2 separate regions of the Homo sapiens genome follow, and region 2 is linked to region 1. A link is a contact called in ENCODE Hi-C or POLR2A ChIA-PET data. All regions are on one chromosome and are shown on one strand. The core of a region is the stretch at or near the end of the contact, and the rest is flanking DNA. Distances in the headings are between cores, read along the strand shown. Region 1 overlaps LIFR-AS1 (LIFR antisense RNA 1). Region 2 overlaps LIFR-AS1 (LIFR antisense RNA 1).

The links. A loop is a pair of places that touch in the nucleus more often than their neighbours do. ChIA-PET counts read pairs that join two places held with the same protein, here RNA polymerase II (POLR2A). Pooled maps may share reads with other maps.
Region 2: a loop to region 1 is called in a map of heart right ventricle, with 2.5 times the contacts of the local background. The contact joins two enhancer-like sites. A Hi-C loop is called at or near these places in 17 of 168 maps with a recorded cell type or tissue (Caco-2, Calu3, PC-9 and 10 more) and 7 of 50 pooled maps. POLR2A ChIA-PET finds 5 or more read pairs at or near these places in 7 of 52 experiments (A549, BJ, Caco-2 and 4 more).

Annotation. Positions count from the first base shown.
Region 1 is chr5:38,600,601-38,604,625 of GRCh38, reverse strand. The region is part of intron 2 of LIFR-AS1 (LIFR antisense RNA 1); the gene reads right to left. It also overlaps a transcript of LIFR not described here. Among named protein-coding and RNA genes, the nearest start is that of MIR3650, 45 kb to the right of the region's middle. Within about 2 kb of position 2,710, at least 7 of the 41 ENCODE cell types and tissues checked have a DNase peak (open chromatin) inside an H3K27ac peak, as active enhancers do; they include gastrocnemius medialis, heart right ventricle and psoas muscle, where a contact is called at or near this core.
Region 2 is chr5:38,658,959-38,662,588 of GRCh38, reverse strand. All of the region lies in intron 8 of LIFR-AS1 (LIFR antisense RNA 1), which reads right to left. Among named protein-coding and RNA genes, the nearest start is that of LINC01265, 59 kb to the left of the region's middle. RefSeq lists an enhancer at 1,988-2,282. Within about 2 kb of position 2,073, at least 9 of the 41 ENCODE cell types and tissues checked have a DNase peak (open chromatin) inside an H3K27ac peak, as active enhancers do; they include gastrocnemius medialis, heart right ventricle and psoas muscle, where a contact is called at or near this core.

The sequences.
Region 1 (4,025 bases), core at 1,461-3,960:
AGGTTCAAGGAATTCTCCTGCTTCAGCCTCCCGGGTAGCTGAGATTACAGGTGCCCACCACCAGCTAATTTTTGTATTTTTAGTAGAGATGGGGTTTCACTATGTTGGCCAGGCTGGTCTCAAACTCCTGACCTCAGGTGATCCGCCCAACTCAGCTTTCCAAAATGTTGGGATTACAGGTGTGATCCACCACTCCCAGCCTTGGCAAAATAAGCTTTCTAAATTGATTGAGACTTGTCTCAGACACCCTTTGGTTTACAAAACAAATGGCTGTCTCTGGGGGAATGTGCTGGATATCCAAGTCAGAGACGCTGCCTTGCCCCTTTCTGCTGCCTTGCCCCTTTCTCCTCTCCACAGGTCTGGGAGTTCAGTAGGACTAGTTAATTTCCTTTCTTCTAGATAGAGGCAGCGAAGAAAAGTTCTGCCCAGCTCAGCCTCAGCCACTGCAGAAAATGCTCCACATGAGCTCCAAGTGCCCAAGTTCAGGCTCTGGGTCACCACATTTGCATCTCTGCCACCTCAAGGCAAATAGGAAGAATTAGATTATGCTCGTGTTCACTGCATTTAATAAACATTTGTTGAGTCTCACTATGTGCTTGGGCCTCTTAGAGTCCATGAGATGACAGCGTAAATGACCAGTGGCTGCCCTCCGGTATTGTGGCTGGAGATCATTAGGACATAACCAGAAAAATATAAGCAACAATAGGATAATAGATGCTGTTAAGTGAGTTGAAGGATGTGGTTCATCTGTGGAGTAGACCAGTTCAAAGTTGAGTCTGACCACAGGAATGAATAAGAGAAGAAAACATCCTGAAGACTTGACCTTCCTGGGTAATAAAACCCTTGGATAGTTACATTCAATCCTGAAGTTTAGTCCCTGGAGACATTAGAAAACTAGGAAGTTTTCTTTCTGAGGGTTAAATTGGCCATTATCTTCTTGTGAGTGATGGAGATCATTTTTTTCCAAAAATGCTTCCAGAACCCCTGGACCCTGGGGCAGCCCCTTCTCTGTTTTCCCACATCACCCTTTGTCTGGGCGCATCTCTACCTTTGCTTCTTGCACATACGTTGTAAGGATCTGCTTAAGGGTCTTTCCCTGACCTTGGGTTTGGAAGGGACAGAGTTAAACCAGATTAAACAGGTTTCTGCTGAAAGACTTCTCTGAGCTCACAGGTAATGTGAATATGCAGTTTTTCCAAAATTTATTTGACCACAGATTCTCATTTCAAGAATACCTTTTAAAATAACTCATAGTGTGACTGGTGGAAGGTATCTCAGTTACCAGCGGCAAATCCGTACAGGTCTACAGCAACCTCAATTCTTGCCTCTTCAGAAGAAAGAATTCAACTGAGGGGCATAAGGCAAGAAAAGAGACCAAGGCAAGTTTCAAAGTAGAAGTGGAAGTTTATTAAAAATGCTTTAGAAGAGGAAAGAAAGGAAAGAACACGTGGAAGAGATCCAGTGGGTGCCTTGGAGAACAAGTGCAGTGTTTAACCTTGACCCTGGGACTTTATAGGCTGCCATCTTGTACCCTTTTCCCTTAGGGTGATTCTTTCCTTCGGGTGGGCGGCCCGCGTGCACAGTGCCTGCCTTACCCTTGGGAATTAAGCGTGCGCAGTATGTTTAGGAAGTTGTAAGCATGCACGTCTGAGGCTCTCTTCCCTTCTCCAGTGGTGTGCCCCTGGAAGGTCATACTCCATTTTGTCTTTTAATGCGTATTCCCAGGAAGTTGTTTTTCCCAGGTGTCTGCATGCAATTAACACTGTAATGTTAACAGCTGTGGATCAGCAGGAGCTTGTCTCTTCCTGAGAGAGTCAGTGTGATAATTGTCGAACCATCATCTGACATTCCTAGTGGGTGGGGGAAGAAGATCCTTTTCCTGCTCCACTCTTGCCTGTCTAACTACCTGTAACAATAAGACTAGCAATCCAAGGAATACAGTTTTAGAAGCATTGTGCTAGCTGCAGAGGGGAGTGAAATCATGAGATAAGGCCCCTGTCCTTGAAGAACTCAGAATTTAGACGGCAAGATAAAAACCTAAACAAGGAATTAGAATTTAGCCCGCTAATGCTGGAAAACAGGTATATACAATGGATGTAAAAGAAGAAGAGATGGAGAAAAAAAAAAGAAAAGAGAAGGCCTCAAAGAGAAGATGATGGAGGGACTGGGGCTTGAACGACTTAATCCACCAGAATAAAGGGAAGGGGCATTCCAGGTAGTGAGCACACATGTGCAAGGGTGTGGAATTGTGAAACAGCATGGTCAATTATGGAGACTAACACTATTTGTACCAAAGGTATGAAGTACTACTAGGAAAATGTCTGTAAATAAGCCTACATAGAGAAAGAGGAGTATATGTCAAGAATTGTGTCTAGATTTTATCTGGTAGGAGACAATGAGAAGTCACTGAACTATGGAGTAACATCATCAGCTTCCTACTCTAAAGAAAATTGTATAATGGCATTGGAGGACTGATTGGGAGGTTGTGAAACTGGACACAAGTGACTGGTTGATAAACGACTGGAATATCCAGGTGAAAAATGATAAAGAGCCGCCAAGAAATTGGCAATGGAGAAGGAAAAGTGTGAATAAATTGACAGATGATTAAGAGGCAAATTGACTCACACACGGAGAAAGGTTGATGAGTCAAGGATGATGCGGTGGTTTCTAGCTTGGATGGACATTGGTGTTATTATCCAGCAGTGAGAACACAGGAGACAGAACAGAGTCAGCTTGGGGAGAAGAGAATAGCTTCAGTTGGGGGTATATTGATTTTTAGGTTCTTATTTAATTTATAGGTAGACTTACAGGTCTGGAGTTTAGGCTAGAGATACATATTTGGGAGTTGCCAGCCTAAAAATAGTATCTCAAGCCATGGGAGTGGATGAGATCACCCAGCAAAGTGAAAAAGGAAACGCAAAGATGTGAGCCAAGTGCAGAACCCTGGAGAACAAAAGTCAAGTGAGCTTGGAGGAAGGAGCCAGGAGGTCCCAGTGGAAGGATCTGGCAAGGCCTCATGGAAATGTGGTCTGGAAATCAGTACAGATGTACTGTTCGTGACCCTATAAGTAGTACACAAATCCAGGTAAGAGCTATGCCATGGCGGGAACTCAGGGTCCAGGAGAGAAATCCTGAACTGACAGCAGACCCACCTGCACCTGGCATCTCTTTCTCTTCCCATCTTTGCTCCAGTCCTTCAAGTTTGTGTCCTGGCTGACTGTCCCTTGTTGTAGTCAGCTCAGGCTGCTATAACCAGACACCACAGACTGGGTGGCTTAAGCAACAGACATTTTATTTCTCACAGTTCTAGAGGCTGGGAAGGCCAAGATCAAGGTGTCAGCAGATAAGGTGTCTAGAGAGGGCTTATTTTCTGGTTCATAGACAGCAGTATTCTCCCTGTGTCCTCACGTGGCAGAAAGAGGAAGCAAGCTCTCTCAGGACTCTCTTTAAGGACACTAATCCCATGCATGAAGGCTCCATCTTGTAACCTCGTCTAATCCTAAATACCTTCCAAAGACCCCACTTTCTACTACCATTACATTAGAGGGGAGCGAAATCATGAGATAGACATATGTTTCAACATACGAATTTTGAGCAGAACACAAATATTCAGTCCATAACACCCCTCTAAGGTCAGTGTTACCCCTGTGTGTCCTGTTCTACCTTTGTCCTTGTGTAGTTTACCAGACTAATGTTTGCTTCCAGTATCAACCCAGGGCTGCTGGCCACATTGTTAAAAGGTGGACCAGCATTCAGCTTCCTCCCGCAGTTCCAGAGAATCAGGCCCAAAATGATCAGGAAAGACATCAGGGCTTGAGTCATCATCCTAGAAGCCACAGCTGAGACCATGGATGAGACTGTCAAGGTAGAACCTGAAAAAATAGAGGAGAGGGACAAGGAGAAATTTGAACAATAATCTTCTTTTAGGGGACCAAGAGAGGAAAAGGAGCCAGGAAGGGAGGCTGAAAGTAATATTCAGCAAAGAAGTCTGAGAAAGAACCAAGAGAACACAGTGATATGAAAGA
Region 2 (3,630 bases), core at 824-3,323, 59 kb before region 1:
ACTATATCAATATAGTGTGCAATGGAATTGCTTAAATCATACACAACATTTTAGCTTCTTATAACATTAGGAATCATATTATCACGGTTGAGTTATGTTTTCCTCACTTCCTTGTGGCCGCAGAAATTCCAAGTTGCAAAATGAACTTTAAAAAAAAAAATCCTTTACTTCTTTGAAAATTATTCACTCCTTTCCGCCTGTTTGCTCCCTGAGAAATATTTTTGAACAGTGTTTGCTACCCCCTATTTATAGCTTTCCAGTTTTGGCAGGTATGGGAAAGTTTATAAGTGGTTTGTTTTCTTTGCTATAGCCAGTGTTGATTTAGGTCCCTTTAGCCACTGAAACAATTGGAAGCACTTTCAAGGAAGGCAAAGTCTGTTGACGACTGATAACATTGTAAAATCCAGATAGTCCGAATCAGGATTTCTTTGGGGGGCTCAGATCAGTTAGAAAATCTTAGCAGTGCCATGATTTGAATAATTATCTTTACTTCTTTTTTTGTGTATGGCTGTTGTGGAGGAAGCTTGCCCTTGACATCAGTAGGAAAAGCATCTCCTGAACATTGTCAGAGTCATTGGTGACTCTGAGTTTGATGCTGACTTGGACAACTAGGTAAGAAAACGTGCCTGCAGTGCTCTGTATCTGAGCTGTAAAGATCTACCTTATGAACCTATGTCTAACATCTAGTTTTTCACCAATTTTTCATGCTGACCAGAAGCAAACATTCGTGGTTCTTTTGTTTAGGAGAGATACCTGGAATTTCTAGGGTTTGTTTCATAAATATCTGAACTAAATAAATACCTTTGAAAGCCACGAGAATTATAGGCATCTTTTCCTTCCATCTGGTATGTTTGTATGGGTGGTATGGTTGTTTTTTTTTTTTTTTCCTGGATTTTTCCACCCTTTGCCTCCCTATAATTTGTGGGCCTTGAGAAAAGTCACGGTTTGCCCTGTAAATGTAGAGGGGAGCTTGTTAAATTGGGGTCATTCCATTTTTTTCTTGTCACCTAGGTTCTTGTCTGCAGTGCTCCAGGGAGTGGGACCACAAGGAATAAAGAGCTTCAACACAGAGAGATGGATTTCCAGCCTCAAAAGCTGGAAAGATGGCAGTGTTTCTGAGATTAAATGGCTCCTGGAAAGTAAACCTCACTGGGGACAGGAGCAGAATGTGGAGGCTGCCCACCCGCCTGTCATCTGATCCAGTGGCAGCTCAGAGGGAATAAAACCATCAGGTCTCCTAAAGACACTTAGGAGGATAGGAGGCCCTTGAATAACTCCACCCATCCATCCACTGGGACTGCAGAAAAGGCAATTAACTCTCATACACACCTGGGAAGCCAGGCATTTTCCCCCACTTTAAAATGAGTAAGGGACTTTCTCCAAGGTCACTCAGTCAGGTTAGGTCAATTCTGGAAATAGATCTGAGGCAGTACCATACACATACCCCACCCCCACCCCCTGCTCCACCCCTCCCCGACCTGGCTTCTAATTTGCAGGTCAATTCTTTCCTTTTTGCTGTGATCACTGATTTCCTCCTCTCCTCTTTTTTAAATTTAATTTTTCATATTTTCCTCCAGCTTTATTAAGATATAATTGACAAACTGTATATATGGTGTACGATGTGATGTTTTAATATATGTATACATTGCAAAGTATTAAATCAAGCTAATTAACACATCTAACACCTCGCATACTTATCCTCTCCCCTTTTCCTTTTCTTTATTTAAAAATATCTGACAAATAAAGATTGTCTATCCCCCTTTTAAAATGTGACTAGTAGTTTAACAAAGCCTTTAAATTTTTTTAATTATGCAAAAATTCAAATATATACAAAAGTAGAAATGAAGTGGCATCTTGTCTGGGGTAAATGACCGAGGTTCGTCATCTCACGCCAAAGAAATCGAGGGCTCCAAAACACAAGAAGTGAGTTTAAGGGCAGAGGCTTAATAGGCAAGAGGAAAGAGAAAAGAACTCTCTCTCTGGCAGGAGGAGAGAGAGAGAGAGGGACTCCTGGGCGGGTGTTCCGGTTTCATAGTGAAATGCCCGGGATTTTATAGACGAGCTTGAGGAGGCGGTGTCTGATTTACATAGGGCCCAAACATTGGTTGGACCAGGTGTATCATTTACATAGCACATGAGGAAGCTGGCCACCCCACCCTGATCTTTTATTATGCAGACAGGTTCTCTACGCTGCCTGCGCCATGTTGCCTGTTCCTTTACTGTAGTCGTGGTTGACAAGGAAAACGGAAGAAGGAACCTCCATGTTGAACATGTCTGGCCCCCAGGTAGTCTTTTCCTATTGGCACAGCTGCCGGCATTCACCCGTGCAAGCTTCTAGCTTGCTTACCTATGCCTGCAGCTCGATTTTACAGGCTGCTCTTTGTTAGAAAAGAAATGATTTGGGGGCTGCTTTTTGTTAAAAGGGAAACCTTACTGAAGACTCTCTTACCCTAACTGCCTAAATAATTTATTTTTAGCTCCTGTTTTAGCCCAGACCTCAGTCATATCTGGCCTCATACTTCTTGGTAGACATACCTAAGCATTGTAGATATTTTCATGTGTAATCATATGCCATTTCCCACTCACAAAAATCGTTAATATTATCTCCCACACACTTGTATCTAAATGCCCCTAAAAAAAAAGTCAGCTTGCCATTGATTTGATTGAACAAGAATCCCATCAGGCTCCTTTCATTACATTTGCGTGTAATATATCTTCTGTCTGTTTTTTTTCCCCCCCTCTGTCGCCCACACTGGGTTGCCCAGATTGGAGTGCAGTGGCACGATCTGGGCTCATGGCAACCTCTGCTTCTCGGGTTCAAGCGATTCTCCTGCCTCAGCCTCCCTAGTAGCTGGGACTACAGGCGCATGCCACCATGCCCGCTAAATTTTTATTTTTAGTAGAGACAGGGTTTTACTATGTTGGCCAGGCTAGTCTCGAACTCCTGACCTCAGATGATCTGCCTGCCTCGGCTTCCCAAAGTGCTGGGATTACAGGAGTGAGCCACTGTTCCTGGCCTCTTCTGTCTGTTTCTATTCTTTTCCTTCCCTGTCAAGTATTTCTTTAAGAAACCAGATCAATTGGGCCGGGCGCGATGGCTTATGCCTGTAATCCCAGCACTTTGGGAGGCCGAGGCAGGTGGATCATGAGGTCAGGAGATTGAGACCATCCTGGTTAACACGGTGAAACCCCGTCTCTACTAAAAATACAAAAAAATTAGCCGGGCGTGGTGGCGGGCACCTGGGAGGCTGAGGCAAGAGAATGGCGTGAACCCGGGAGGCAGAGCTTGCAACTCCAGCCTGGGCAACAGAACAAGACTCCGTCTCAAAAAAAAAAAAAAAAAACCCGATCAATAGTCCTAGTGCTCATTTATTTTTCCACTGTTACCCACTGTTATTATATGTGTATTATTTGAGGATGAAGAGTTGGAAAATCTCTTCCACCAAAATCCTAGCAATAAATAGAAAGCATTAAGTATTAAGAAATAAGCTATTCTTAATATGTAGATGAGGCATAGGTGATGATGATACATGTAAAAATAAAAGAATGTCTTTAGATTTTAAAATAGATTAGTAAAAAGGGTTATAATATAAACCACTTGTTTTGGTTTAAGTGTAGCACTTTTCTAGA